2 separate regions of the Homo sapiens genome follow, and region 1 is linked to region 2. Evidence: chromatin loops called from intact Hi-C (ENCODE). Cell type or tissue: Caco-2. All regions are shown on one strand. Links, peaks and the distances in the headings refer to the core of each region. The heading gives the core; the rest is flanking DNA. Region 1 has its middle 20 kb from the start of FTH1. Region 2 overlaps LINC02733 (long intergenic non-protein coding RNA 2733).

Region 1 (16,753 bases), core at 3,814-11,813, 67 kb before region 2:
GGGGGCAAAACAGGCTCGTGGGGCTGCCTGAGGGCTTGTCCTCTGGTGTCCCTCCTCTGGGCCCCAACAGTCCTCTGCTTCATCCACACCAGCCCCTGGGGTGCCCCACCGCACCCCTGGTCCCCCGCCTCTGTCCTTTGTTGAAGTCTTTCCTCCCCTAGCTGTTCACTTTTATCTATCAAAGATCCACCCTTTCTCCAAGCTGCAGTCCAGATCCTGCCTCTGCCGAGAAGTCTTCCTGGATTCAGAGCTTGTCTCTTATTCCTGCTAATGTTTATTCCTTCGGCCTTTACTGAGTGACAGGAGGCCCTGTGCCATTGCATCATCATAGGGGAGGCTCGTAGGAAGGCATCATAGGAGGCTTGTAGGAAGCTGGTCTTCATCTCTGCTCCCAGGAATGGGACCAGGCCCTGGCACCTGGCAGGGCCTCAGCTAAGACTCTGGTTGGATGTGATTGAATCATCGTGAGAAAGGGGAATCCTTGCCCTGCTGGGGGGCGAAACGGGGGGTAAAGTTAGGACCCCCTGCCCTGCCCCATCTCACAAGCGTTGTGAAAAGGTCTTGAGCTTTGTCTGACTGGGTCTCGCTTGAGCCAGTACTGCCCCGTGAGAGATGGTTCTTTGCACTTAACTCCAGGTAACGGAGGGCCCATCCTGCAGTTTCCCCTTAAGAGCCTGGAATGGGAGCCTCGGGAGTTGGAACTGGTCTCTGGAGTTTGCCTTAAGCCCAACCAGCTTGGTCAGCTCTTTAGCCCAAAACTCCTGTATTCCAAGGGCAGGGGTCCTCAGGCCCAAGCTCCACCCAGCTGGGTGGGTTAGACTCAGACTCTTTTCTTAAAAATGAATCAAGTAAGAATAAAAACTAATACTTATTAATAAAAGCAGATACTTCTTGACCCCTTACTACATAGGCCAAACATGTCATTCGACAGATGAGGAAACTGAAGCACAGAACTACAAAGTACCTTGCCCAAGGACACACACCTGCTGTTCCAGTCCAGAGCCCACACTCTGAACCGCTCCTTGTCCCCACCCACTGCCCAGATCATTCGGCTCCATCCTGTTATCCACTTGTCATTCCACTGTTTGCCCATGGTGCCTCCCATATGGGGATTTAGTAAATGCTTATCAAATGGGGGTGCTTATTGAATTTGAGATTTCTGTTTGTTTACCAGGTTATCCCTAGCAAGGCATGGAGGGAATAAGGGGGAACAACAAAAATGCTGGATGCTGGGCTGGGCGCGGTGGCTCGCGCCTGTAATCCCAGCACTTTGAGAGGCTGAGGCGGGCGGATCACCTGAGGTCAGGAGTTTGAGACTAGACTGGCGAACATGGTGAAACCCCGTTTCTACTAAAAATACAAAATTAGACGTGGCGGCATGCACCTGTAACCCCAGCTACACGGGAGGCTGAGGCAGGAGAATCGCTTGAACCCACGAGGCGGAGGTTGCGGTGAGTTGAGATCGCACCATTGCACTGCACCCTGGGCAAAAAGAGTGAAACTCCGTCTCAAAAAAATAAATAAATAAAAATGCTGGATGCTGCAGCTCTGTCTTGCTGTGTGATCAGTCCTTGGCACAGATATCCCACCCGAGCCAGGCTTCTTGCATGTCCTTACTCTCTGCCGTTCCCAGGGAAGGAGGATATTTCTGAAAAGGTCCTGAATTTCAGATGGGCTGTCATCACTGTCAGTGTTAGGATGGAAGGGCTGAGTGCAGTTGCCTCCAGACCAACCCCTGTGAAAAATACTCCAGGGAAAATCGCTCTGGAGAGACATGGCTTCTGAGATGGTGCCCTGGGTGGATGGAGGAGAGAGCTGGGAGGTCTCACATCAGTCGGGATGATTTTGCTTTCAAGCAACAAAACCCAACCCACAATAGATTAAGCAACAAGGGGGATTTATTGACTTGTGGAGTTGAAAAGCCCAGACGAGGTGGACTTTAGACGTGGTTCCATCAGGGCTCGGGCCCCGTTTCTCTGTGATTCTCTCAGATCCGCTCCCATCCACCGGGCTTCATCCTCTGGCTGTCTTCCAGCATCCTCCAGAGCTGCAGGCTTCCTTCTTCCAGGGGTAAAGTTAGGACCCCCTGCCCTGCCGCATCTCACAAGCATTGTGAAAAGGTCTTGAGCTTTGTCTGACTGGGTCTTGCTTGAGCCAGTACTGCCTCTTGGAGTGTCTAAATCTTAATGGTTGTTTAAGCAAATTAAGGAAATGGAGTTGATGAGCACTTCTGAATGGCATTGGGCCCCAGGGCTCACTGGAGACAGGAAGAGTTTTTACCAATTGCTCTCTGCTCTCGCTTGCTGGTGTCTGATTTTACCAGAGTACAGTGACCTCAGCTGGGACACTCAGGCCTGCACCATTCAGACTTCAGAGCTGTATGTGGATCTGTGTGAAGACCTCTAGGAGCCCAGCACTCAGATTTGGGAGGCCCCACTGCACATCAGGGCAAACACGTTAAAACATGCCCACATTCCACATGCAGCATTGTAACCAAAACACAGGTTCAGTTGCCTGCCACTTGCAGAGTCCAAATAATAAGAGTGAGGTCTGGTATAAGTAAAGTGACTTTTTATTTCAAAACTAGCTTAGGGGAAGAGGTACAGGCTTCTTACCTTAAGAGTACCACCTTGGGGCTGGGCGAGGTGGCTCAAGCCTGTAATCCCAGCACTTTGGGAGGCCAAGGCGGGTGGATCATCTTGGTCGGGAGTTCAAGACCAGCCTGACCAACATGGAGAAACCCCTTCTCTACTAAAAATACAAAATTAACCAGGCGTAGTGGCGCATGCCTGTAATCCCAGCTACTCGGGAGGCTGAGACAGGAGAGTCACATGAACCCAGGAGGCGGAGGTTGTGGTGAGCTGAGATCACGCCATTGCACTCCAGCCTGGCCCACAAGAGAAAAACTCTGTTTCAAAAACAATCAAAGCAAAACAAAGCAAAAACAAAAAAGGCTACCACTTTGGGCTGGGCGCAGTGGCTCATGCCTGTAATCCCAGCACTTTGGGAGGCACAGGCAGGCAGATCACCTGAGGTCAGGAGTTCGAGACAGCCTGGCCAACATGGTGAAACCCTATCTCTACTAAAAATACAAAAATTAGCCAGGCATGGTGGCAGGTGCCTATAATCCCAGCTACCCAGGAGGCTGAGGCAGGAGAATCACTTGAACCCAGGAGGCAGAGGTTGCTGTGAGCTGAGATCATGCCACTGTACTCAGTCTGGGCAACACAGCAAGACTCCTTCTAAAAAAAAAAAAAAGAGTATCACTTCACTTTTGGCGTGGAAGGTGGGTACTTTTAAAGGGTGCCTGGCACACAGACATGAATGGCACATGGGAGGAAGCAGGCAGGTGGGGGGCTGTGTACTTGCTTTGGTGCCTTATCTACCAGGTGGCCGAGAGTTGGCGTCTTTGAGGACAGAACTGGGTTGTGAAGGTGGCCAAAACTCTCCAGGTGGGAGAGAGTTTCATAGCAGGCATGCTTTGGGTTGTAAATGGACTGTTGTCTCTCAAGGCAGTCCCCTGGTGGGACAGAGTTCCACCCTGGAGCTTCTAAGCACGAAGTTAGATAAACTTGCCCTGTAGGGAGTGTCTGGTGAAGGGAAAGTGAAAGGTTATAACTGCATTTCTAAAGGGACAAGTGGGATGTAGATAATAGGGAAATAGAGGAAAGAGAAGAGAAAAAATAATTAAAAATAACTCCTTCTTGCTTCCTTCCTCTCTCTCTGTCTTTCTTCTTTCTTTGTTTTTTTTTTTTTTTTTTTTTAGATGGAGTCTCGCTCTGTTGCCCAGGCTGGAGTGCAGTGGCACAATCTTGGCTCACTGCAAGCTCCGCCTCCCGGATTCACGCCGTTCTTCTGTCTCAGCCTCCCAAGTAGCTGGGACTACAGGCGCCTGCCACCACGCCCACCTAATTTTTTGTATTTTTAGTAGAGACGGGGTTTCACCATTTTAGCCAGGATGATCTCAATCTCCTGACCTCGTGATCCGCCTGCTTCGGCCTCCCAAAGTGCTGGGATTACAGGCGTGAGCCACCGTGCCTGGCTTTTCTTTCTTTTTTTTTTTCTGACAGAGTTTCACTCTCGTTCCCCAGGCTGGAGTGCAATGGCGTGATCTTGGCTCACTGCAACCTCTGCCTCCTGGGTTAAGTGATTCTCCTGCCTCAGCCTCCCAAGTAGCTGGGATTACAGGCGAATGCCGCCACACCCAGCTAATTTTTGTATTTTAAGTAGAGACGGAGTTTCACCATGTTGGCCAGGCTGGTCTCGAACTGCTGACCTTAGGTGATCCACCCACCTCGGCCTCCCAAAGTGCTGGGATTACAGGTGTGAGCCACTGCACCTGGCTTCCATTCTCTTTTTCATAGAAAAATGGGGGCACTTGGTTATAAGCGAAAAATAAGTAAAGAAGACCTGAGCTCAACTGCAGATGACAGCTTTACAGCTCATAAACATTTACTTTTATTAATTTTGCTGTTTTCTTTTTAAATTTAGGAGCCAGTACATTTTCTTGGACCCTTGTAAAGCTCATAGGCACTAGGCCTGGGCCTGTCTTGCCTAATAGAGAAATCTGCCTGTTTGAGGGCAGTGATGGTGATTTGTGTGTGTGTCCCTGAAGGAACACCAGGCCTGGAGCCAGGACTGTGGAAGCTGGTCCCAGCTCTGCCATTAACTAGCTGGGTGACCTTGGACAAGCTGCCAACTTCTCTGGACCTCTGTGTAGTCACTTGTCAATTGGAGATAATGTCACCTCTATTTCTCCCCTGTGTTCTTTGCTGAAGGGGCATTTCTTCCAGCTGGGGAGACTGGAGGGGCTTAACTGAGTCTTGCCATTGAGCCGAGTAAACCCAATTTCTTTGGGATCCATTTGACACTGGTTGGCTGCCCACTCTAAGCCAAGCTTGCAGCCAAGCTCTGGAGGAGTAGAGATGGCTAAGCCAGAGCTTGTGTTCACAGTAGCCCAGAAAGATAGGCTCAGCAGAGACGTGTGGAAGGGGCACAGTGGGATTCAGATGAGCAGCCTGAGAGCCTGAAAGAGCCATGGAAGAGCCTGCCAATGGAAGTGCCCTTTCCTTGCTAAGGAAGGTAAAATACCCAAACCAAGTCAATTCAGCAATGATCCTGGGGTGCAAGAGTGAAAGGGCCAGGGGCTGTAGCTGCCTCTTAGCCTCAGTGTGGTGACTCCCTTCTGTTATTTTTTTTTTTTTTTTTCCTTTTTTGAGACAGGGTTTAGCTCTGTCACTCAGGCTGGAGTGCAGTGGCACATACATGGCTCACTGCAACCTCGACCTTCTGGGCTCAAGCAATCCTCCCACCTCAGCCTCCTGAGTAGCTGGGACTATAGGTGTGTGCCACCACACCTGGCTAACTATTTTTATTTTTTTATTTTTGAGATGGAGTTTCGCTCTTGTTGTTCAGGCTGGAGCGCAGTGGCGCGATCTTGGCTCACCGCAACCTCTGCCTCCCGGTCAAGTGATTCTCCTCCCTCAGCCTCCCGAGTAGCTGGGATTATAGGCATGTGCCACCACGCCTGGCTAATTTTGTATTTTTAGTAGAGACGGGGTTTCTCCATGTTGGTCAGGTGATCTGCCCATCTCTGCCTCCCAAAGTGCTGGGATTACAGGCATGAGCCACCGCGCCTGGCCTCTTTTTTGATTTTTAGTAGAGAAGAGGTGTTTCCATATTGCCCAGGCTGTTCTTGAACTGCTGGGCTCAAGCAATCCTGCCGCCTTGGCCTCCCAAAGTGTTGGGATTATAGGCGTGAGCCACTGCACCAGCCCTCTCTTAACAACTTTTAAGTGTACGTCACAATATTGCTAACTATATGTACATTGTTGTACGAGAGTTCTCCCAGACTTTTTTCTCTTCCATGGCTGAAACTCCATCCCGTTGAGCAACAACTCCCCATTTCCCCTCCCCTCAGCTCCTGGAAACCACCATTCTGCTTTCTGTCTCTATGAATTTGATTACTTTAGGTACTTCTTATAAGTGGAATCATGCAATATTTCCCCTTTTGTGATTGGCTTATTTCATTTAGCATGATGTCTTCAGGGTTATCGTTGGTATAGTATATGACAGGATTTCTGGTTCTTAAAAAAGACTGAATGACATTTCATTGTATGTATATACTACGTTTTTTAAATCCATTCATCCATCCACAGAAATTTAGGTTGCTTCCACATCGTGGCTATTGTGGATAATGTCATAATGAACATGGGGATGCAGATATCTCTTTGAGATCCTGTTTTTTATTCTTTAGGATATATACTCAGAAGTGGGATTGCAGTATCATATGGTAGTTCTATTTTTAATTTTTTGAGGAGCCTCCATATCATTTTTCATAGCAGTACACCATTTTACAATCCTACCAACAGTTTGCAAGAGTTCCAGTTTTTCCGCATCCTCACTGACACTTGATAATTTTTTTTTTTTTTTTTTTTTTTTTAGACAGAGTGTCGCACTGTTGCCTGGGCTGGAGTGCAGTGGCTCGGTCTCAGCTCACTGCAACCTCCACCTCCCGGGTTCAAGTGATTCTCCTGCCTCAGCCTCCCAAGTAGCTGGGATTACAGCCACCCACCACCACACCCACCTGATTTTTTTTTTTTTTGTAGTTTTAGTAGAGACAGGGTTTCACTATGTTGGCCAGGCTGGTCTCAAACTGCTGACCTCATAATCTGCCGAACTGGTAATCTGCCCGCCTCGGCCTCCCAAAGTGCTGGGATTACAGGCGTGAGCCACTGCACCCAGCCCACTTTTTGTTTTTTTGATAGTAGCTATTCCAATGGGCATAAGGTGATAGCTCATTGTGGTTTTGATTTGCAATTCCCTGGTGATTAGTGAACATCTTTTCATACGCTTGAAAAAAAAGACGGTGAGCATCTTTTCATATGCTTTTTGGCCTGACTGTTAAAAGAAAAACAAACAAACGGAAAGAAAAAACAAAAACAGCATCAACAAAAAAGTCCCCACGCAAACCCCATCCAAAGGTCAGCAGCCTTGAAGCTCGAAGCTAGATAAACTCATGAAGATGAGAAAAAAATCAATGAAAAATTGCTGAAAACTCAAAAGAGCCAGAGTGCTTCTTCTCCTACAAATGATTGCAACACCTCTCCAGCAAGGGCTCAGAACTAGGCTGAGGCTGAGACGGATGAACTGACAGAAGTGGCCTTTAGAAGGTGAGTAAGAACAAACTTCGCTGAGCTGAAGGAGCATGTTCTAACCCAATGCAAAGAAGATAAGAACCATGACAAAACATTACAGGAGCCCTTAACCAGAAAAACCAGTTTAGAGAGGAACATAAATGACCTGATGGAGCTGAAAAATACAACATGAGAACTTCACAGTGCAACCACCAGTATCAATAGCTGAATACACCAAGCGGAGGAAAGAATTTCAGAGCTTAAGACTAACTTGCTAAAGTAAGACAGTCAGAAAAGATGAGAGAAAAAAAGAATGAAAAGGAACAAACAAAACCTCTGAGAACTATGGGATTATGTAAAAAGACTGAACTTACAAATGATTAGGGTACCTGAAAGAGACGGGAGAATGGAACCAAGCTGGAAAACATATTTCAGGATATCTTGCAGGAGAACTTCCCCACCCTAGCAAGGCAGGCCAACATTCAAATTCAGGAAATCCAGATAACCCCAGTAAGATACTCCACGAGAAGATCAACCCCAAGACACATAATCATCAGATTCTCCAAGGTCAAAATAAAGGTTAAGGGCAGCCAGAGAGAAAGGCCAGGTCACCTCAAAGGGAAGCCCATCAGACTAACAGTGGACCTCTCAGTGGAAACCCTACAAGCCAGAAGAGATTGGGGCCAATATTCAACATTTTTAAATAAAAGAATTTTCCAACCCAGAATTTCATATCCTGCCAAACTAAGCTTTATAAGTGAAGGAGAAATAAAATCCTTTTCAGACAAGCAAATGCTGAGGTAATTCATCACCACCAGGCCTGCTTTGCAAGAGCTCCTGAAGGAAGCACTAACATGAAGGAAAAACCCATTACCAACCACTACAAAAACACACTGAAATACAAAGACCAATGAAACTATGAAGCAACTACATCAGCAAGTCTGCAAAATAACCAGCTAGCATCATGATGACAGGATCAAATTCACACAATCTTAAATGTAAATGGGCTAAATGCCCCAATTAAAAGACACAGAACAGCAAGCTGGATAGAGTTAAGACCCATAGGTATGCTGTATTCAAGAGACCCATCTGACGTGCAAAGACACACAGGCTCAAAATAAAGGGATGGAGGAAAATTTACGAAGCAAACAGAAAGCAGAAAAAAGTAAGGGAGGAAAATTTACCAAGCAAACGGAATGCAGAAAAAAAGCAAGGGTTGCAATCCTAGTTTTTGACAAAACAGAGTTTAAACCAACAAAGATAAAAAAAAAAAAAAAAAGACAAGGACATTACATAATGGTAAACGGTTCAATTTAATAAGAATAGCTAACTATCCAGAATACATGTATGCACCCAACACAGGAGCACCCAGATTCATAAAAAAAGTTCATAGCGATCTACGAAGAGACTTAGACTCCCACACAATGATAGTGGGAGACTTTAACGCTTCACTGTTAATATTAGACAGATCATCGAGACAGCAAATTAACAAGGATATTCAGGACTTGAACTCAGCTCTGGATCAAGTGGATCTGTTAGAGATCTACAGAACTCTCTACCCAAAAACAACAGCATATACATTCTCCTCAGCACCACATGGCTCTTACTCTAATTTGATCACAGAATTTGAAGTAAAACACTCCCTGGCAATGGAAAAGAACTGAAATCATAACAAACAGTCTCTCAGACCACAGCGTAATCAAATTAGAGCTTGTGATTAAGAAACTCATTTAAAACCACACAACTACAGGGAAACTGAATAACCTGCTCCTGAATGACTCCTAGGTAAAGAATGAAATTAAGGCAGAAATCAAGAAATCAAGAAGTTCTTTGAAATCAATGAGAACAAAGAGACAATGTACCAGAATCTCTGGGACACAGCTAAAGCAGTATTAAGAGGGAAATTTATAGCACTAAATATCCACATCTAAAAGCTAGAAAAATCTCAAATCTACACCCTAACATCACAACTGAGAGAACTAGAGACCCAAGGCAAACAAACCCCAAAGCAAGCAGAAGAAATGAAATAACCAAGATCAGAGCAGAACTGAAGGAGATACAGACACAAAAAACCCTTCAGCCAGGCGCGGTGGCTCACACCCCTTCAGCCAGGCGCAGTGGCTCATGCCCTTTCAGCCAGGCGCGGTGGCTCATGCCTGTAATCCCAACACTTTGGGAGGCTAAGGTGGGCAGATCATGAGGTCAAGAGATAAAAACCATCCTGGCCAACATGGTGAAACCCTGTCTGTACTAAAAATACAAAAATTAGCTGGGCGCGGTGGCATGCACCTGAAGTCCCAGCTACTCGGGACGCTGAGGCAGGAGAATCGCTTTAACCCAGGAGGCGGAGGTTGCAGTGAGCCGAGATCGTGCCTCTGCACTCCAGCCTGGTGACAGAGCAAGACTCTGTCTCAAAAAAAAAAAAAAAAAAAAAAAAAACCTTCAAAAAAATCAATAAAGCTGGCTTTTTGAAAAAATTAGTAAAATAGATCGCTAGCTAGACTGATAAACACAATAAAAAATGATAAAGGGGATACCACCACTGACCCCACAGAAATACAAACAACCATTAGAGAATACTATAAACCCCTCTATGCAAATAAACTAGAAAATCCAGAAGAAATGGATAAATTCCTGGACACATACCCCCTCAAAGACTGAACCAGGAAGAAGTTGAATCCCTGAACAGACTAATAACAAGTTCTGAAATTGAGGCAGGAATAAATAGTCTACAAAATGGCTTTACAGCTGAATTCTACCAGAGGTACCAAGAGGAGCTGGTACCATTTCTTCTGAAACTATTCCAAACAATTGAAATGGAGGGACTCCTCCCTAACCCATTTTACGAGGTCAGCATCATTCTGATACCAAAACCTGGCAGAGATACAACAAAAAAAGAAAACTTCAGGCCAATATCCCTGATGAACATCCATGTGGAAATCTTCAATAAAATACTGGCAAACTGAATGCAGCAGCACATTAAAAAGCTTATCCACCATGATCAAGTTGGCTTCATCCCTGGGATGCAAGGCTGGTTCAACAGATGCAAGTCAATAAACATAATTCAACAGAACTAAAGGCAAAAAACATATGATTATCTCAATAGATGCAGAAAAGGCCTTCGATAAAATTCAACATCATAAATGGCTCTTATTATTTTGTGGTAAAACTAAGGATTGAAGGAACATACCTAAAGATAATAAGAGTCATTTATGACACTCCCACAACCAATATCATACTGAATGGGCAAAAGCTGGAAGCATTCCCCTTGAAAACTGGCACAAGACAAGGATGTCCTCTCTCACCGCTTTTATTCAACATAGTATTGGAAGTTCTGGCCAGGGCAATTAGGCAAGAGAAAGATATAAAGGGTATTCAAATAGGGGAAAAGAAGAAGTCAAACTGTCTCTGTTTGCAGATGACATGATCCTATATCTAGAAAACCCCATCGTTTCAGCCCAAAAGCATCTTAAGCTGATAAGCAACTTCTGCAAAGTCTCAGGATACAAAATCTATGTGCAAAAATCACAAGCATTCCTATACACCAACAATAGACAGAGAGCCAAATCACGAATGAACTCCCATTCACAATTGCTACAAAGAGTAAAATACCTAGGAATACAGCTAACAAGGGAAGTGAAGGATTTCTTCAAGGAGAGCTACAAACCACTGCTCAAGGAAATCAGAGAGGACACAAACAAATGGAAAATCATTTTATGCTCGTGGATAGGAAGAAGCAATATCATGAAAATGGCCATACTGCCCAAAGTAATTTACAGATTCAATGCTATTCTCATTAAACTACCATTGACATTCTTTGCAGAATTAGAAAAAACTACTTTGAAATTTATATGGAACCAAAAAAGAGCCTGTATAGCCAAGATTATCCTAAGCAAAAAGGACAAAGCTGGAGGAATCATGTTACCTGACTTCAAACTATACTACAAGGCTACAGTAACCAAACAGCATGGTACTGGTACAAGTACAGACACACAGACCAATAGAACAGAATAGAGATCTCAGAAATAAGACTGCACACTTAAAACCATCTGATCTTTGACAAACCTGACAAAAACAAGCAATGGGGAAAGGATTCCCTTTTTAATAAATGGTGCTGGGAGAACTGGCTAGCCATATGTGTAAAACTGAAACAGCACCCCTTCCTTACACCTTATACAAAAATTAACTCAAGATGGATTAAAGACTGAAATGTAAAGCCCAAAACTATAAAAACCCTAGAAGAAAATCTAGGCAATACCATTCAGGACATAGGCACGGGCAAAGATTTCATGATGAAAATGTCAAAAGTAATTGCAACAAAAGCAAAAACTGACAAATGGGATCTAATTAAACTAAAGAGCTTCTGCACAGAAAAAGAAACTATCATCAGAGTGAACAGACAACCTGCAGATTGGGTGAAAATTTTTGCAATCTGTCCGTCTGACAAAGGTCTAATATCCAGAATCTAAACAAATTTACAAGAAAAAAAAAACCCCATTAAAAAGTGGGCAAAGGAATGAACAGACAGACACTTCTCTAAAGAAGATATTTATGTGGCCAACAAATGTATGAAAAAAAGCTCAACTTCACTGATCATTAGAGACATGCAAATCAAAACCACAATGAGATTCCATCTCACACCAGTCAGAATGGCGATTATTAAAAAGTCAAGAAACAACAGATGCTGTTGAGGCTGTGGAGAAAGAGGGAACGCTTTTATACTGTTGATGGGAGTGTAAATTAGTTCAACCATTGTGGAAGACAGTGTGATGATGATTCCTCAAAGACCTAGAACCAGAAATACCATTTCTGGTTATATACCCAAAGGAATATAAATCATTCTATTATAAAAATACATGCATGTGTATGTTCATTGCAGCACTATTCACAACAGCAAAGACATGGAATCAATCCAAATGCCCATCAATGATAGACTGGATAAAGAAAATGTGGTACATATACACCATGGAATACTATGGAGCCATAAAAGGGAACAAGATCTTATCCTTTGCAGGGACATGGATGAAGCTCGAAGCCATTATCCTCAGGGAACTAACGCAGGAACAGAAAACCAAACACTGCACGTTCTCACTTATAAGTGGGAGCTGAACAATGAGAACACATGGACACACGGAGGGGAACAACACACACTGGGGCCTGTGGGGTGCAGGGGAGAGCGAGAGCATCAGGATAAATAGCTAATGCATGTGGGGCTTAATACCTAGGTGATGGGTTGATAGGTGCAGCAAACCACCACGGTACACATTTACCTATGTAACAAACCTGCACGTCCTGCACATGTATCCCGGAACTTAAAATTAAATTAAATTAAATTTAAAGAATAGCTTAAAAAACCAAAAACAAACCAAAAAATGCCTTTTAAAAAATTTAATTTGTTTGAAACAGGATTTAAAAAGTTCTGTGGACATGGTGGCTCACACCTGTAATCCCAGCACTTTGAGAGGCCAAGGCAGGCGGATCACGAGGCGAGGAGTTCGAGACCAGCCTGGCCAACATGGTGAAACCCTGTCTCTACTAAAAATACAAAAATTAGCTGGGCGTGGTGGCGGGCACCTGTAATCCCAGCTGCTCGGGAAGCTGACGCAGGAGAATCATTTGAATCCTGGAGGTGGAGGAGGTTGCAGTGAGCCGAGATCGTGCCATTGCACTGCAGCCTGGGCGACAGGGTTAGAAAAAAAAAAAAGTTATGTGGCTGGTTGATATGTCTCTTTAGACTCTTAACAGACTTCCTGGCCGGGCATGGTGGCTCACACCTGTAATCCCAGCACTTTGGGAGGCCGAGGCGGGCAGATCACGAGGTCAGGAGATCGAGACCATCCTGGCTAACACAGTGAAACCCCGTCTCTACTAAAAATACAAAAAATTAGCTGGGCATGGTGGCGGGCACCTGTAGCCCCAGCTACTTGGGAGGCTGAGGCAGGAGAACGGCGTGAACCTGGGAGGCAGAGCTTGCAGTGAACCGAGATCGTGCCACTGCACTCCAGCCTGGGTGACAGAGTGAGACTCCATCTCAAAAAAACAAAAACAAAAACAAAAAACAAAACAAAACAAAAAAACAGACTTCCTCCCCATCTTCTTTCTCCACCCCCACTCCTTGATCTGGAGCTTGCTATCTTTGTGGCATTTAACATGCTCCTCTGTCCCCTGAATTTCCTGTAAGTTGGTAGTTAAATCTAGAGGCTTGATCAGATATTTGGGGCATATTTTTTTTGGCCCAGTTACCTTACAGGTGGTGTTTTGTTCTTCCATCAGGAGGTACGTGTCTGTCTTTCTGCTTGTTAGCAGTTGTTGCTGTCTTTATTTATTAGGATTTGCAAAATGGTGATATTCAAACCTATCATTCCATCTTCCCTTACTATGTGAAATATTTCTGTAGAGAGAATCTTCCCTTTATGAACTATTTGGCTAGCCTGAAGAATAGTTCTTTTAAAAAGGATGAAGAGGCCAGGCATGGTGGCTTACGCTTGTAATCCCAGCACTTTGGGAGGCCGAGGCGGGCAGATCACCTGAGGTCAGGAGTTTGAGACCAGCCTGGCCAGCATGGCAAAACCCCATCTCCACTAAAAATACAAAAATTAGCCGGGTGTGGTGGTGCACGCCTGTAATCTCAGCTACTTGGTAGGCTGAGGTAGGAGAATGTCTTGGAGGTTGCAGTGAGCTGAGATTGCACCATTGCACTCCAGCTTGGGAGAATGAGCAAGACTCCATCTCAAAAAAACAAAAACAAACAACAACAACAACAACAAAAATGGCTGAAGAAATCCTTGATTTCCCCACTTCTTTCCCCCACATATAAGTTAGTTTTCTAGTATCCAGTAAACTTAAAAAATTATGAACTCCTGGATTTAAAAGTATTTGATTAACTATAATTCAATTAACTATAATTATTGTCTGTATTGATTTTCAAATTATCTCAATTTGGGTCCAGTAGCAGCCTATTCACCTTGACCGTGAGTCCTTTTGACATGGCCTCTATAATAGAGATCTTTGATTAGTTCTTTGCTTTCTGGTATGATGACCTGTTCCAGGCTTAAGCTCACTTTGTACATTTACTTCTACTCCCCAGGCTTGCAATCAGCCATTTCTCCAAGGAGTCCTGGTTCCTTTGGTGGAAATATTAGGTTAGTGTCAAAGTAATTGCAGTTTGCCAAAGTAATTACTTTTGCACCAATCTTAATAGCATTTATAAGTCACCATCTGGGTACCAGAAGCACTCATTGTTTCTGTGTTCAATAATGCTAGACCTTTTCAGAGGACACAGGACCGTTTAAAAAAATTTTTTTAAGAAGAAAAATGAGTTCATTCTGAGACTTTCATTTCGAATTCAGAAGTCTAGGGTTTTTGCTTCATCTTAAAGATTTTTTTTTTTTTTTGGGGGGGGAAGGAGTCTCGCTCTGTCGCCCAGGCTGGAGTGCAGTGGCGTGATCTTGGCTCACTGCAAGCTCCGCCTCCCGGATTCACGCCGTTCTTCTGTCTCAGCCTCCCGAGTAGCTGGGACTACAGGCGCCTGCCACCACGCCCACCTAATTTTTTGTATTTTTAGTAGAGACGGGGTTTCACCATTTTAGCCAGGATGATCTCAATCTCCTGACCTCGTGATCCGCCTGCCTCGGCCTCCCAAAGTGCTGGGATTACAGGAGTGAGCCACCGCACCCGGCCTCATCTTAAAGATTTTACATCCGAATTGTCTTTCTTCTAATGCCCCAAATATCTGTTCTCAAGTACAATTACAGAATTAAGTATAATTACAGAATTATTTATTTATATTTTTCTCCACGACATACACAGCAGTGTTAAAGTAATAATCCCTATACTACCACTAAACAATTATTATTGAAAACAGCTTAATATTTTGATCTTGTAGTTTTCTTCGTATAGTAAATCCCACGAGGAATATACAGTCAAATGAATGTACTTTAAAGCTCCTTTGGAAGAGCTCCTCTCTGTGTTTTTGCTACCAACCCATTCAACCCATTACACAGTTAGGAGCATTTACTTCATTTTGCTTTCAATTTTTAGAATTGCTTTTAAAAGTTTAATTTAGTTTTATAATTATGTAAAATATGTGCATGGTCAAAGTCAAATGTGTAAAATAAGATATATTTAAAAGGATCTAGGCTGGGAATGGTGGCTCATGCCTGTAGTCCCAGCACTTTGGGAGGCTGAAGTGGGGAGGATCACTTGAGCTCAGGAGTTCAAGACCAGCCTGGGCAATGTAGCAAGACCCCATCTGTACAACAATTAAAAATTTTGTATTAAAAAAAGCTAAATGTGGTGGTGCATGCCTGTTGTCCTAGCTACATGGGAGGCTGAGGTGGAAGGACCGCTTAAGCCCAGGATTTTAAGGCTGCAGTGAGCTATTACGATGCTACTGCATGGGTGACAGAGCAAGACCCTGTCTCAAAAATAAATAAATAAATAAATAAATAAGTGGATCTTGTGTCTATTCTCCCCCCACTGTATTCTTTCTTTCTGTTAAACTATCAATGTTTGGTATTTAATTATAAGAAAGTATTTACTTTTATTTTTTTAAGACAGAGTCTCGCTCTGTCGCCAGGCTGGAGTGCGGTGGCGTGATCTCAGCTCACTGCAACCTCTGCCTCCCGGGTTCAAGCGATTTTCCTGCCTCAGCCTCCCGAGGAGCTGGGACTACAGACTGCGTGCCACCACGCCTGGCTAATTTTTTATATTTTTAGTAGAGATGGGTTTCACCGTGTTAGCTAGACTGGTCTCGATCTCCTGACCTCATGATCTCCCTGTCTCAGCCTCCCAAAGTGCAGGGATTACAGGTGTGAGCCACCGTGTCCGGCCCTGTATTTACGTATTTTTGTTTATATCTTTCCTTCTTAGAGAAACAGATCCTAAGATGTCCTTAGGATCACACTATATTAGTTTGTAGAGATCTTCCTTGTTCTTTTTGTGGCTGCAAAGTACCCCATTGTGTAGATGTGCTATTGTTTATTTCTCAAAGTCCTTATTGATGGATTTTTGGCTTTTTCCCATGCTTTGGTTTTTACAAACAGAGCTGCAATAAACAGCATATCTCTGTGTCTTTTTGTATTGTTTGCAGTGTATCGTTAGTATAGATTCCTAGATGTGGGATTGCAGGATCAAAGGGCAAATGCGCTCATAATTTTGCTAGCTATTACCAAATTCTCTTCTACAGTGACCGTACCATTTTGCATTCCCACCAGGAATATGTGAGAATGTTGGTTTTCTCACAGTTTGGAAAAGAGAGTATAGAGTATTAAGCTTTTGGATTTTGGCCAATCTGATCAACAAGAAATAGTTACTTGGGGCAATTTGTGTTTCTTTTACTGTAAGCAAGGTTGAGTGTCTTTCCGTATAGTTTTGAAATATTTGCCTTTCTTTTTCTGTAAACTGTTTGTATTTTTAGGGCATTTTTCTTTCAGGTTGTTGGCCTTTTTAATCTATATTAGGAGCTCTTCATATACTAAGAATATTGGCCCTTTGTCCGTGATGTAGGTTGTAAGGTTGTTGTTTTTTGTTAAACCAGTCTATCATTTGTCTTTTTAATTTCGCATATGTTTAAAATTTTCATTTAATTTTTTTTCCATACAGAACTTTAATTCCTT
Region 2 (15,508 bases), core at 3,359-11,358:
TGTTGGCCAGGCTGGTCTTGAATTCCTGACGTCAGGTGATCCACCCGCCTTGGCCTCCCAAAGTGCTGGGGTTACAGGCATGAACCACCGCACCTGGCCTGCTTTGGAATTATTAAGATCAGCCAACCAGGATTGTAACATCCCTGGTTACAAATAGTACAAGAGAAGCAAGAAACTCCCTGTATCCGAGGAGAACAGTAGTGTCACCATGCACCACTAAGACAGGCAGTTCCTTGTCCAGAATGGGCAGAAAAGGCTGGCTCCTCATCCCAGTCCCTCCTTAGCTGGGTCAACATAACCTGCCTCAGAGTCCCCGGCTTGCTGGAACACCTCCCATTTCCTACACTGTGCACCCCGAACATAGTCCTAGAAATGCACAGTGGGGAGATAATGTGGGTGACTGGAAAGTGGTGCTTTACTCCTGTGCCCAGCAAAGGGGTCCCCAGGGCAGAGGCCAGGGAGCACCCCACAAGGCTGACCCGGCACCCTCAATGTTACTTTGCCCAGGTCTCTTTCCAGAACACTCACTTGTATCCTCCTGTACATAAGCTAAATTTCTCATTTTTTGGGAAAAGGGCTAGGTGGTTATTTTTTATTTTCAGAGATCCTCAAAGGGCAAAGCCAACCAAAAGGGGACTTTGGATGAGCAGCCAGCTCCCCTAGCTTAGTCCTCAGGCCTGGCCAGTGCCGCAGGAGGCTCTGAGAACCCTTGGAGGTCCCACTACCCAGAGTTATTTGCTTATTCAATTAGTAAATATCAGTGTAAAGAATGGAAGGGTGGAGGGTGCCAACAGCACAGCTCCCACACTCCAGAGAGCCTCTGCTCACCCAGCTCATCGCCATTCTCCAGACCGGCTGGGCTGCTTCCTTTTTACCGGATCCAAGCCACAGAGCAGGGCCACCTCAGATTATTCTTTCTCTTTCATGCTCCCTTCCCTGTCCTCCTTCCCTGCTCCCCACTATCTCATCCATCACCGAACTTTCTCAATCTCACCTCTTACAACTTCCCAAATACTAAATGTTAATAACTGAAGACAATGGGTGCTTGGGGCATGGAGGTTCATTATACAATTCTCTCTCCTTGTGTATGAGTCTGAATGTTTCCAAAACAGAAAATTACATGTAACAAAAGATAAAGGAATACAATATCTCAAGCTGGTCCCCTCTGCTCTGTTACTTGCAGAATCCAGACTTTCACCATCTCCCTTGCCCACTTTGGCCCCCAGCCTCCAACGAGCCCGACCAGCCACCCTTGGATTAGCAGATGTGTTTCCCTCCATGCTGACGTGGATGGTGGCAGGGTCTCCTGTTTCCAGACAATAGTTTAAACTGCCTTTAAGTGAAGGAGTTTTAAGACATGTGATGCAGTTAGGCATGTAGCCAGACATACTTTACCCCAGGCTGGGGCTCAGGGCCCAGGTTCTAGTCCCAGCAACACCTCCAACAGGGTGTTAGAATGAGCTATTTCTTCCACTTCTGTTTTGAAATACACAAAACACAAAAACACCACTAGCCCTGGGCCCAGGCTTTCACTGTCAAAGGGATTTGAAGAATTTTGTCATCATATATGAATCTCAAAACAGCCCCAGGGGAAGCAGGGCATGTTTTAAGAGGACTTCATCCAATGCTTTCTTGGTATGAACTAAGCACCTTCCCTTCCCTCCCTCTTCCTAGGGGAAGGCTGAGACATGTCTGGCTCCAGTAAATTAACGACCTCATCTCCACTGACTTATTTGTCTGAAACATGTTCAAAAAGCAAAGCAAATAGAAAAGAGGAGAAGTCTTGGAGGAAGAAGGAAAGCAGACACAGGAAATTAGGATAAATGTTTAAAGGCATGTATTTTAGCTTATTAGGATAAATGTTTAAAGGTATGTATTTTAAATTATGCATCAAGAACCAGATTCTTTGGATGACAAAGAAGTTCACAGAGGTGACCTGATCTGGCCAAAGCAATTCTTTTTTTTTTTTTTGTGGGGGTCGGGGGTAATGGAGTCTCACCCTGTTGCCCGGGCTAGAGTGCAATGGCACGATCTTGGCTCACTGCAACCTCTGCCTCCCGGGTTCAAACGATTCTCCTGCATCAGGCTCCCGAGTAGCTGGGGTTACAGGCACCCACCATCATGCCCAGCTAATTTTTGTATTTTTTTTTAGTAAAGGTGGGACTTCACCATCTTGGCCAGGCTGGTCTTGAACTGCTGACCTCCTGACCCGCCCACCTCGGCCTCCCAACATGCTGGGATTACAGGTGTGAGCCACTGCACCAGGCCAAAGTAATTCTTAATAATAATAGTAAGAGTACAAAATACTTACTGTGTATCAGGAGCAGCATAAAGAGCTTTCCTCATGGAAGCCTTACAAGGACCCTATGAGATGAATAGCACCCCCTTTATAGAGATAGGGAAACAGATCCAGAGAGTTACAAGTCCTGGAACCAGGGGTTGATCCCTGCTCTGCTGGACTCCATGGCCCATGCATGGCCCTGACTTTTCTTCCGCATGTCTTCCAGCCCCACCAGATCACTTCCCAGTTAGTGTTGGAACCGGGACAACACCTAGATCTGGCCCAGTGGTCTTTCCTAGTGTTTTCTCAAATGGTATCCAAGGGCTTCCCTGGTTCTAAAACAGAAATAAATAAATGAATGAAGCAAGGAAGGAAGGAGGTATGGAAGGGAGAAAGAGAGAGAGAAATTAAAGAGGTGCCAAAGATTCTCAGACTTTTTCTTTTCTTGCTCTTGTCGCCCAGGCTGGAGTGCAATGTCGTGATCTTGGCTCACTTCCTCCCAGGTTCAAGCAATTCTCCTGCCTCAGCCTCCCAAGTAGCTGAGTTTACAGGCATGCACCACCATGCCTGGCTAATTTTGTATTTTTTAGTGGAGACAGGGTTTCACCATGTTGGTCACGCTGGTCTCAAACTCCTGACCTCGGGTGATCCACCTGCCTCGGCCTCCCAAAGTGCTGGGATTACAGGCATGAGTCACCATGCCTGGCAATTCTCAGACTTTCAAAGCCAGTGATACCAGAGTGCTCAGTCCTTTGACCTCCACCTCCAAGCTCATATCTTCTTCCCCTCTCCCATCCTGTTCACAGCCTCACAGGACAGTGTAGCCTGCCACGATCCCTGTTGGACTGAACAAAGGGGGCTAACATGGGAATAAAAGACAAGGACATAAGAGTATATTTGGAAGAATGGGTCAGGGGGCATCTTGCCTCTAGTGGACAAGGGCCCCAAGCTTTACACAGCCCTCCGTATTTATTGGTAAAAGAGATAACAAGAAGGGGGGATGGTTGTCAGCCGGCAGTTTGATTCACAGCAAGCTTGCAAGACTGCATCCTTTGAACAATAGGTGCTAGATTTACCAGTAGATAACTTTAAGGAGCCCGGTGCCACGGAATGATGACCCTCAGCAAGCCTCCTGGCGGCAGGCGCAGTCGTGAGTTTGCTCACATCCTGCATTCATGATAAACAGTTTGCTGTTTGATCACATAGCCTCCAGTGGAATGCTGAGTTGGTCACAATCCCTTTGGCCTTTTCAGCACCCAACATCTCCCCTTTTCTGTTTATGTATTAATTGAAAGAATGTAAGGCCAGGCTGGGCAGCTCTCATTTTCCAATTGGCGGTCCATCCAATTTTACAGACTATGAACAGAAGACAGAGACAAAACCACATTATTCCAAGAACTGCATATAAGATGGTAATGTGGTGCCTTAGATAGGTCCAAGGGTTGAGGCTCTCCAGGCCTTGCTGGAATTCAGTCCAGTCTTCTAAAGAAGGCTGAAATTCTTGAGTTTGCCTATTTAAATCAAGAATTTTGTTTTGTAATTCACCAATATCAAAGGTGATGTTGGATGTGAACGCTCCCTGCAAATGGGCTTTCGCAAGGTCCCACGGATACTCACTTTGGTTATATTCTAAGTTGTTTACACAAATATGAGTGTTATTAAAATGATAACGCAATTGCTGTTGCAACTGCAAGTTTTGTACTTGTTCTCCTAACCATAGAACCATGGATTTTAACATTGCCACTTAAGCTTATAACTCAGTGTTAATTTTATTCTGAAGTAGCCACACTTGTTTGGCTGTGTGCGTCCAGTTCTCCACGTACTGAGCTGTTTGAATAGAATTATGCAAAGCTACAGAAGACATCACGACAAAAGTTATTAGTGTGACCAAGGAAACGATAGCAAAAATTATCATGCCTAAGGCTCTACAGACACAATGAGTAAGCTGAGTTAGAAGAAGTTTCACAAAATGCCAGGCAGGTGTGGCAGCCCAAGGCTCAGACAGATTAACAGGAATCCATCACCCAGGGATGCAACCTAAAATCATCAAAGTAGAGAGATTATGTGTTTGCCATGTGCTATGATGAATGCAGTTATATAACTGGCAAGATTTACAGGTTAATTCGGTATTGTTTACCTGGAACTGGTCCTTCTTAGCTGCCAAAAAGACATAAGGATTAAACACACAAACTGTAAATTGAGTGGTGATATCTTTACAAATGTAACATTAGACTGCATTGCTTACTATTGCTATTATTGGATAGTATCCTAATCCAGATGCTGCGATTCGTAAATGGGAGTGCTGCCTTCCACATCATCTCTTTAATTGGTCCTTTCCTCCCTAGATAATGCCACTGAGGAAGAGGCGGGCTAAAGCTTGCTCCGTGCCAAGCAATCTGGGTAGCAGACTGGGATTGGATCCCAGTATTGTATAAAGAAGAAGCATTAAAAGCTTGCCACCAATGCCAGCGAAGTTTGTGCCATGATTTCTGATTTTCATCTTTTCCATCTAATTGATCTTTAGGTCCCCAATCCACAATGTCTCCAGTTAACATAGATTGTTTTCTAGCCAGTGGACCAAGACACTGGGTCCATAGATGGGGGTAGGAAATACTGAATGGAACCCATTCCGTATAATCAGCACAATTAGGGTGATTGGGCCAGGAATGGTTGGTTAGCACACCAGTTACGTTAATAGAACCAAGACTTAACAGGTGCATGACTTTTTCATAGTGACTCAACCATGTTTGAGCTTGAATTTAAGACAGCTATGGCTGAGCGATGTCTTTGTGGTGATACACAAAGGAAGTCCTTCCAGTGGAGCAGTATAATTAATGACATTATTCTGAGAGTCTAACTGTTCTATGTCAGGGGGAGTCAGGAGTCCTGGAGCCCACTCTCCCTGATCATGATAAAGCTCAGGAGGAGTGTCACTCCAAAGAATAGGTCATACTACTGGGGGATTGGGAACATATGCCCAATATGTTTTTGCCTCTGCACAGGGAAAACATATCACATTGGACATTATGGCTAACATGGCCAAGAACATGGAATCAGGGGTTCTGGCCTGTCCCTGATGCTACAGTAGTTTCTCAGCTTCCTGCATGGTTTTCTTGAGTTGTCCCCAGCTTATGGGGGTTGATGTCATTGGGCTCTGGTCGGACTTCTCTCTGTCTTTGCACTCAGGCTCAGCTGGCTCACGGCTCGTACCGGAGGGACCGGGCCCATGGTTGGCCACCCTGGGCTCCTCAAGTCTCCCGTTCCATGGTCGCACACACCTTGAGGGCACCCACACGGCTTATCCATCTCCTGTAAAAACACAAGCATACCCTCGTCCCCATATTAGTAAATACACCAGACCTTTCCATTGTCCTTCTTCCGGGGATTTCTATAACACTTTCAGATAAACTTTCCTCTTTTCATCTAACAATTGCCAATGTCTTTCTTCTGGAGTCTTACCATTCATACCAGGAGTCAAAAAATTTAAGGTAAATAAGGCTAAATGTAGTTTTGATTGAGGTGGTAGTTGGCCTCCTATATCCCTTTTTTGTCTTTTCAATATGCATTGTAATGTTTGATGTGCCTGCTCTATAATGCCTTGTCCTTTAGGGTCATAAGGAATTCCTGTTTTATAGGTTATAGCCCAAAGCTGTAAGAAATTTTTAAAAGTGTGACTAGTATTAGCAGGTCCATTGTCAGTTTTTAATTGTTTAGGTATCCCCATATGAGCAAATGATGACAGACAATGTCACTGTACATGACCAGCTGTCTCACCTGTTTGGCATGTAGCATGCAGCATATGAGAATAAGTGTTTATAATTGCATGAACATAGCTAAGCTTACCAAAGGCTGCTATATGTGATTGTGTGTGTGTGTGTGTGTGTGTGTGTGTATATATATATATATATATATATATATAAAAATATATAATTGTTATACGTGACTGGCTACATTTACAACATAAGCTGAATCACAGACAACGTTGATAGGATCTGAAGCTGTGAGCTGTAAAACCTGAATGACTGCAATTAGTTCTGAGCATTGAGCTGAAACCCCAGAGGTCATTATTGTTTCCAGACTTTTTTGGAATAACAAATTCCGGTGAATTCCAGGGGCTAACTGACGTTTCTATATGTCCTGCATTCAATTGCTCTTTTACCAACAGGTGAAGTTGACCTAGCTTCTCCTGTGTTAGGGGCCATTGATCCACCCACACAGGTTTGTCACTAAGCCATTCTAATGATAAGGCAGGGGGCGGAGGAGAAATATCAATGACCCCCATCAGAAATCCTGACGTCCTAATGCTTTTCTATCTGTTTTTCCAGTTACTGATATCAGGTTAGGGTTTCCTTGTAGAAATTTCCCTAAACCTTTTCTACTCTGATATCTCATGACCTTCAACATTTTAAATTCTGGTTATCAAAGTTTTCATTTATAAGCCTCATATCCCATGCTGTAAGTAAGTCTCAACCCCATAAATTGACAGCTATATTTGCAACATAAGGCTGAAAAGTACATGACTGTCCATCTGGACCAAGACAAGGTAAAATCTCAGCATTTGTTGAACACTTTGAGCTGTTCCTACTCCCAATAGGGACATAGAAGTTAATTGCAAGGGCCAGGATGGGGGCCAATTGTCTTTAGATACTACTGACACATCAGCTCCTATATCCATAAGCCCATAAAATTTCTTTCCTTTAACTTGTATTACACAGGTGGGTCTACTAGAGGCTATGGGTTGGGATAGATAGATTTCCCATGCAGTTGTGCTCCCGAACCCTTTGTTTCCTTGCATCTCCTTTTGTGGAGAAGGGTGTAATTTGCAGGGAATAAGCAATAGCTGAGCAATATATTCTCCCAGTTCAAAAACCCAAAGATCTTGCGACATTAAAACTACTTGAATTTATCCTTCATAATCAGAGTCAATCACTCCCGGGACTACAGTGATGCCCTGTAAGTTAAGATGGCTTTTGCCTAAAATTAATCCTGTGTATCCTGTTGGTAAAGGTCGCCAAATACCAGTGGGAACTTTGATAGGTTTGTCTCCACCAACTACTGTTATTCTTTCTCTGGCAGGTAGGTCTAATCCTGCACTTCCTGGTGTTCCTGGGGTGAGGGAATCAATGTGCCTCTGGGAACCCATCCCTGAAATGGGGTTGAGGTCTGGACTGGGAATGCCCTCATTGTTTGAGGGGCCTGGGTCCAGGCCCCTGTCTCGTTTCCCGACGGGGGTGCTATTTTGATGAAATTTTGAGTGGCACTGATTAGCCCAGTGATTTTCTTTGTTACAGCGAGGACAAAGTCCTGGCATTTTTTTCCGCTGAGTGGGGCACTGCATTGTAAGGTCCTTTCTGTCCTGAGATCTGGTGGCATTCCTTTTTAAAATGTCCAGTTTTTCCATAATTATAACATTTTCCCATTTTAGAGTTTGACCCTTGGCTCCTTTTAGATTTGTCAACTGCTGAATTAGCCATTGCTTGCACTAACATTGCAGATGGATGAAGCTCAGTTCCTACATCCTGACAAGCTCAGAGAAAATTTCCCAAGTTTTTTGTACACCTCACTGGTGCCAGTGCACGTTTACAATCCGCGTTTGCATTCTCAAAAGCTAGAGTTAAGGTTAGCATTTCTGCAGCCGCAGTGTGAGGAATATGACACTTCACTGCCTCTTGTAATCTTGCAAGAAATTGCGCATAGGGCTCCTGTGACCCTTGCATGATATGTAAGAAGGATTGTGCTGGGACTCCCTCTTCAGGAATTGTGGCCCAGGTGCATTTAGCAACCTGTGCACACTGCTGATAAGCAGCCTCTGGGAGTGTCATTTGTCGTTCCAGGTCTGAATAAGGGCCATTACATAACAGCATATCCTTTATAAATATCTCCATGTCCAGCAACACGATTCTGTCTAGCCTGCTCTGCACACATTTCTTGCCAATTTAAATTCCATGTCAGATATGCACTAGTGGACAAGCAAGTTCACACCAAGTGTTTCACATCAAAGGGTAAAAGACACATAGCACTGAACACAGATTCTAGCAATCCTAAAGTGAATGGGCTCCATATGCCATTATTTACTACACTCGCTTTTAATTCCTTCAACAACTTAAACTCTAGTGGAGTGTGTTCATGAATAACCTGCTGTGGATTATTTGGATCAGGCCTTATGGAAATAGGAAAAGCATAAGGTCCTAAGGGCTCTCCAGCCATGGCAGCAGAGCATAAAATTCTTTGTATTGGGGTCTCTATTTCTGCCACTGAAGGAGGCAGTACAGACATTTCTGCAACTGGAGGAGGTGGTATAGGCCAATTTTTATCCTCCCTCTCCTGTTTCTTATTTTCAATTGGAGCTGTGGGTGGGACAACAGATTCTTTCAGATTTTTAGATTCAGCCTGCTGTCCTGCAGAATAATAAGGAGATAATGGCAGAAGCATAGTACGAACTAAACTCCAAGTGGAGAAAACAGAAGAATCAACTTTAAGACCTTTTTGATGAGCCCATTTTAATCCTTCTGCTGTTCTGTCCCAGTTTTCCACATCAAGAGTGCCTGCCTGTGAAAACCATAGGTTATGCAAAATAACCTCCTGCAGCAGCTTAGTTAGTGTCTGAGAACTAACCTGAGCCCCAAACTGTCTCAACAGAACTTTGAGAAACTGCAGATAATGTTATTCTTCAATAGGCAAATTCTGCCCCATGTTACCCTGATTGCAAAAACTTCCCGTCCAGGACTTCTTTAAAGCACTGCTTCCAATACCTCTTTAGGACACTGATCAGTACCTCTTTAGGGCACTGACCTTATATCTGCTGCTGGCAGACTCGTTCCGGGGTCCGTGTTTGCCTTGTCAATTTCAGTTCCTCTGCTCCAGCAGACCTTCTTCGCTCACATCCTTGAAGTCCTGTGTTCAGACGCCACTTGTTGTGCGCCTGATTGTGTTGCTGTTTGGGGTGCCACTTGTAGACAGCCATGATCCCTGGTGGATCAAACAAAGGGGGCAAATGCAGGAGTAAAAGATAAAGACAAAAGAGTATATTTGGAAGAATGGGTCAGGGGCACTTTGCCTCTAGTGGACAAGGGGCCCCAGCTTTACACAGCCCTCCATATTTATTGGTAAAAGAGATAACAAGAAGGAGGGGGAGTGGTTGTCCGCCGGCAGTTTGATTCACAGCAGGCTTGCAAGACTGCATCCTTGGAACAATAGGTGCTAGATTTCCCAGCAGATAACTTCAAGGAGCCCAGCGCCAGGGAGTGATGACCCTCAGCAAGCCTCCTGGAGGCAGGCACAGTCGTGAGTTCGCTCACATCCTGCATTCATGATAAACAGTTTGCTGTTTGATCATATAGCCTCCAGTGGAATGCTGAGTTGGTCATGATCCCTTTGGTCTTTTTGGCTCCCAACAGGTCAGGATGGTTGCAGGGGTCCTGTAATCATCTCTCAGTCCTTGCTAATCCATGTATAAGGTGCAGTTCCTCTGGTGTTAATGTCTAGCAAATGGACTTTGTATCTTAATATGAAGGAAAGGGAAGGTGCTATGGTCTAAATGTTTGTGTCTCCCCACCTAACCCCCAAGGTGATGGTATCAGGAGGCAGGGCCATTGGGAAGTGATTAAGTCATGAGAGCAGACTTAATGTGCTCTCATGCATGGGATAAGTGTCCTTCGAGGCCCTAAAGAGACCCCTCACTCTAGAAGATGCCGTCTGTGAACCAGAAAGCAGGCCCTCCCCAGATACCAAATCTGCAGGCACCTTGATCTTGGACTTCCCAGCCTCCAAAACTGTGAAAAAAAGAAAGAAAAAAAAAAAAATATATATATATATATATATGAGATGGGGTCTTATTCTGTCACCCAGGCTTGAGTGCAGTGGTGCGATCATAGCTCACAGCAGCCTCAACCTTTCAGGTTCAAGCAGTCCTTTCACCTCAGCCTCCCAAGTAGGTGGGACTACAATTGTGTGCCACCATGTCTGGTTAATTTTTTTAAAAAAAAATTTTTGTAGAGTCAGGGTCTCCCTGTGTTGCCCAGGCTGGTCTTGAGGCTCAAGGTCCTGGGCTCAAGCCATCCTCCAATCTCGGCCTCTCAAACTGCTGGGATTATAGGTGTGAGCCACCATGCCCTGCCAGAAATAAATTTGTATTGTTTACAAGCCACCCAGTCTATGGTGTTTTGTTATGGTAGTCTGAACAGACTAAGAAGGTCAAGGGAAAATGACCTTCTCATGAATACTCCCTAAGGAAAGAAGCTATTGACCTGCTTACTGAAGTTTTGCTGACATTGACTGCTTGCAGGGTGCTGTCCTTAGTGCTTTATTTAATCCTCACCGTTCCCCTGAGAGTAGGGCCTATCATTTCTAATTTTAGAGATGAAGAAACCAAGGCTCATAGAGGTTGACGGAGGTATTTTATACCATACAACCAGTAATCATGGAGGGGCCATCTGAACCCATGTATTTGATCATTTTATTAAAATACCTCAAAAAAAAACTCTCCTCTTTCTTAAGGAAACAAGCCCATATAAATTTAGTGGAGGGGAAAAATAAATGTAGCAGTAGTGAGAGGTCACTGAACTGTAGCCCTGAGGCTACATTTTGATCTGGGACCTCATATGTAGATCTGAGACCCCATGGAGTGCCCCCTGCTTGTAAGTTTCATGAAGTCAGGGATTGTATCATCCCAAATCCACTGCCCAGAAGGCATGTAGTCATCCTCCAGGAGCCTGGCCCTCTGGAGTGGTACTTCCCAGCTGGCTGCAGAGAAGGCTCAAGCGTGGACACCTGGCAGTGGCCACTGGCTACCAGTCCTGGCTTTGCTTAAATTCCCCATCTGTCTTTGCAGTACATTGTTTTCACTGTTGTTTTTGAGACGGACTCTTACTCTGTCACCCAGGCTGGAGTGCAGTGGTGTGACCTCGGCTCACTGCAACCTCTGCCTCCCAGATTCAAGTGATTCTCGTGTCTCAGCCTCCCAAGTAGCTGTGACTACAGTTACGCACCACCATGTCCAGCTAATTTTTGTATTTTTAGTAGAGACGGGGGTCACCATGTTGTCCAGGCTGGTCCCCAACTCCTGACCTCAAGTGATCCACCCGCCTCGGCCTTCCAAAGTACTGGGATTACAGGTGTGAGCCACTGCACCCGGCCCTGTTTTATTCTTTATCTCAGTGAGGCCATGGTCAAGTTGCTGAAACTCCATATACTTCAGTTTCCTCCTCTGTAAAGTGGGGATAAGAGGAATTTAATAAGGATTATATGAGATAATGCATGTAAAGCATTTGTCTTAGCACGGTGTGGGCGACACGTGCTCCAGAGTCTCGCTGCCATTGCTCCACCTGCACTGGGCCTGCTTCAGTCCCTGAGCCTCTGTCAGGACACATGGGGCCGGCACAGAGAGGTGCATTTCACTATCCCAACTCTGAGATGCAGCCGCTGCTGGGTCTGATCCGGCCTCGAGGCATCTGCTCTCCCACCTCTGCCCTGTCTTTCTCTCATCCCCCCGCCCTGCTGAGCTTGGTCCTTGAGCCCACTCAGAGTGGCTGCTATCACTGTTTGCCTCCCCCACTTGGACCTGGGTCTCATCCAGGCTCTGACCCAGCTGCCAATTGGTGGGAAATCAGAAAGTGAAGCCTGTGTTGAACCGAACCGCGAGGGTGCGACCGGCCAAATCCAGATTGTGGGAAACTGCAGGTCAACAGTTTCTGGAGAATCTGTTATTGGGCTCTGCCCTAGAGAAACTGTAGGGAAGGAACAGATCCTCCAGAAATTAAAGAGGCCAAACAGTCATCTCCAGTTAAACAATGAGCAAGACTACAGAGTTTAGTGATGTACACCTGTGTGGCCAGACTATCAAAAACTCAAGTTTGTGATTCTCATAAAAGTCAGGACAGGGAGCCAGGCGCGGTGGCTCAGGCCTGTAATCCCAGCACTTTGGGAGGCTGAGGCAGGCAGATCACGAGGTCAGGAGTTCGAGACCATCCTGGCCAACATGGTGAAACCCCGTGTCTACTAAAAATACACAAATTAGCTGTGCGTGGTGGCACGTGCCTGTAATCCCAGCTACTCGGGAGGCTGAGGCAGGATAATCACCTGAACCAGGGTGTCAGAGGTTGCAGTGAGCCAAGATCGCACCACTGCACTCGAGCCTTGTGAAAGAGCGAGACTCCGTTTCCAAAAAAAAAAAAAAAAAATGTCAGGACAGGACTGGTGTTGGTGGGGAAGGTTTTTGGTTGGAAATTGGAAAGTTCTATTTTTAGACCTGGGTAGTGGTTACAAAAGTATTCACCTTATAATAATGTATTAAGGCCATATATTTGTTCAGTGTGGGTTTTACCTGTGTGGTTTCTTTTTTTTTTAAGTGTATATTATTTGTGTATGTGTGTAGTACTTGTGGTTTGTTTTCCTGTCTTTGAGACAGAGTCTCTGTCACCCAGGCTGGAGTGCAGTGGCGCTATCTCAGCCTACTGCAACCTCCGCCTCCTGGATTCAAGCGATTTTCGTGCCTCAGCCTCCCAAGTAACTGGGACTACAGGTGTGCACCACTACTCCTAATTTTTTTTTTTTTCGTATTTTTAGTAGAGATGGGGTTTCACCATGTTGGCCAAACTGGTCTTGAACTCCTGACCTCAAGTGATCCGCCCCCCTCAGCCTCCCAAAGTGCTAGAATTACAGGCGTGAGCCACCGTGCCCGACCTGTACTGTGGCTTTTATTTGACAATAAAACAGTTCTTTAAAATGTACCCTGGGGGCAGAGCTGGGCATAGTGGTCCTTGCCTGTAATCCCAGCACTTCGAGAGGCCAAGGTGGGAGGATTGCTTGAGCTCATGAATTTGAGACCAGCCTGGGCAACATGGCAAGACCCCGTCTCTACAAAAAAAATTTAAAAATTAGCCGAGTGTGGTGGTGCGTGCCTGTAGTCCCAGCTACTCGGGATACCGAGTCAGGAGGATTGCTTGAGCCCAGGAGGTTGAGGCTGCAGTGAGCCATGATGGCACCACTGCAATCCAGCCTGGGTGACAGAACAAGACTGTGTCTTTTAAAAAAAGAAAAGAAAGGGCCGGGCGTTGTGGCTCACGCCTGTAATCCCAGCACTTTGGGAGGCCAAGGTGGGTGGATCGCTTGAGGTCAGGAGATCGAGACCAGCCTGGCCAACGTGGTGAAACCCAGTCTCTACTAAAAATACAAAAATTAACCAGGTATGGTGGTGGGTGCCTGCAATCCCAGCTACTCAGGAGGCTGAGGCAGGAGAATTGCTTGAACCTGGGAGGCAGAGGTTGCAGTAAGCCGAGATTGTGCCATTGCACTCTAGCCTGTGCAACAAGAGCGAAACGCCATCTTGAAAAGAAGAGAAAAATATCCCTTGGGTCTAGTCCCAGTGCTGCCACACAAAGGCCACCTCTCTTTCTGCTCTCCCATCCTGCCTTTGTCACAATTCTGACCCGTTTAGAACCTAACCTAAGTCAAGGCCTGGACAGAGTTATTCTAAAGCAAAGTGACTGAGTGTATGTGTGTGTGTGTGTGTGTGTGTGTCTCCAAGTGTACATATTTCCTTTTTACTTCTGAGATTATACCTTCTGGGACAGGTGGAAACCTTTCTTTTTCAAGTCCTTCATCTTCAGTGGCTACTTACCATCCCCATAGCTGGAGTTTAAGGAAATCTATCCCTAAAGAAGGGGTCCAACCTCAGTCTTAACTTTTTTTTTTTTTTGAGACAGAGTTTCACTATTGTTGCCCAGGCTGGAGTGCAATGACACGATCTCCACTCACCACAACCTCCGCCTCCCGTGTTCAAGCAATTCCTCCTGCCTCAGCCTCCCAAGTAGCTGGGATTACAGGTGTGCGCCACCACGCCTGGCTAATTTTGTATTTTTAGTAGAGACGGGGTTTCTCCATGTTGGTCAGCCTGGTCGTAAACTCCCAACCTCAGGTGATCCGCCCACCTCAGCCTCCCAAAGTGCTGAGATTACAGGTGTGAGCCACCGCGCCCAGCCATCTCTCTTTATTTGAGATGGAGTCTCACTGTGTCTCCAAGGCTGGAGTGCAGTGGTGCAATCTTGGCTCACTGCAACCTTCGCCTCCCGGGTTCAAGTGATTCTTGTGCCTCAGTCTCCCAAGTACCTGGGATTACAGGCATGCACCACCACACTCGGCTCCTTTTTTTTTTTTTTTTTTTTTGAGACAGGGTCTCTCTGTTGCTCAGGCTGGAGAGCAGTGGGGCAATCATAGCTCACTGTAACCTTGAACTCCTGGGCTCAAGCGATCCTCCTGCCTTGGCCTCCCAAAGTGCTGGGATTACAGGCATAAGACACCACGCCTGGCTAATTTTTGTATTTTCAGTAGAGAGGGGGGTTTTCGTATGTTTGCCAGGCTGGTCTTGAACTCCTGACCTCAGGTGATCCGCCTGCCTTGACCTCCCAAAGTGCTGGGATTACAGGTGTGAGCCACTGCACCTGGTCTTATTAACTCTCTAGAAGGCCTTAGCAGCCCCAATTTGCTTGCTGAACAGATCTTCCTTGCATGAGTTGGATAAAACTTCTCTCCAAAATTTCATGTATGCACTTTTTACCTGATGAGCAGGTAAGCTTTACATTTTTATCCCACGAGCGCCACCTTCCTATCTCTCTTTGCTATTTTTCTCTCTTTATCTGCACTGCTTGCTTCACATTTACTCCTTTCTGCATTTGGAAAGAGAAGAGGGAAAATGCATTTTAAAAAAAGAGGCGAGAAATGGAAACTAGAGAGGCCTCCCACTGGCCTCCCCCTATGGTGGCGTCCACTTAGCCACTTGGCCTCCGCCGTTCTGCTGCAGAAAAGTCAGTCTGTGTCTACGCTCATCCTGAAAACAGGCAGAGGTAGGAGCAAGGAGGCCTCCCACTGCCTTCTCTGGGGAGGGATCCTAAGTCCCGCGGAACATTTATAGAGTCCCTGCTCTCCAACAAGGCAAGAACCTTGTTGCAAAGGAGCACAAAGATCCCCAGAGAAGCCTGTGCAGGAAAGATAAAATGGAAAAACCCACAGTCAAAAAAGAAAGAAAAACAGCTGTGGCATTCCGAAAAGACAAGCGTCCACTGTTCTCTAATGTGGCTGGTTTTCCTAACTCCTCACATACTGATTCCCTCTTCATTGGATGTCCCCAAGGCCAGAGCACAGTCTGATTTGTCCAGAGCCACTTTGTGAGTGGAAAAAAAAACCAACTGATTTTCCTCTGCTCTCACACTACACAATAAAGACAGAAGACTT

The links. A loop is a pair of places that touch in the nucleus more often than their neighbours do. Peaks named below come from ENCODE experiments on the same cell type or tissue, not always from the same donor. Only the 100,000 strongest peaks of a DNase experiment are listed, where the experiment ranks them.
Region 1: a loop joins it to region 2, with 7 times the contacts of the local background. A loop is called at or near these places in 9 of 110 quality-filtered maps.

What each region holds. Positions count from the first base shown.
Region 1 is chr11:61,978,962-61,995,714 of GRCh38, forward strand. No RefSeq gene overlaps it. Among named protein-coding and RNA genes, the nearest start is that of FTH1, 20 kb to the left of the region's middle. In Caco-2, for the core only: no CTCF peak of the experiment used is centred there; a DNase peak (open chromatin) is centred at 7,160.
Region 2 is chr11:62,046,679-62,062,186 of GRCh38, forward strand. It overlaps LINC02733 (long intergenic non-protein coding RNA 2733), which reads right to left. Exons shown (of 3, transcript NR_183616.1): 2 at 9,074-9,250; 3 at 3,178-5,590. Among named protein-coding and RNA genes, the nearest start is that of LINC02733, 28 kb to the right of the region's middle. In Caco-2, for the core only: a CTCF peak has its summit at 8,044; a DNase peak (open chromatin) is centred at 8,013.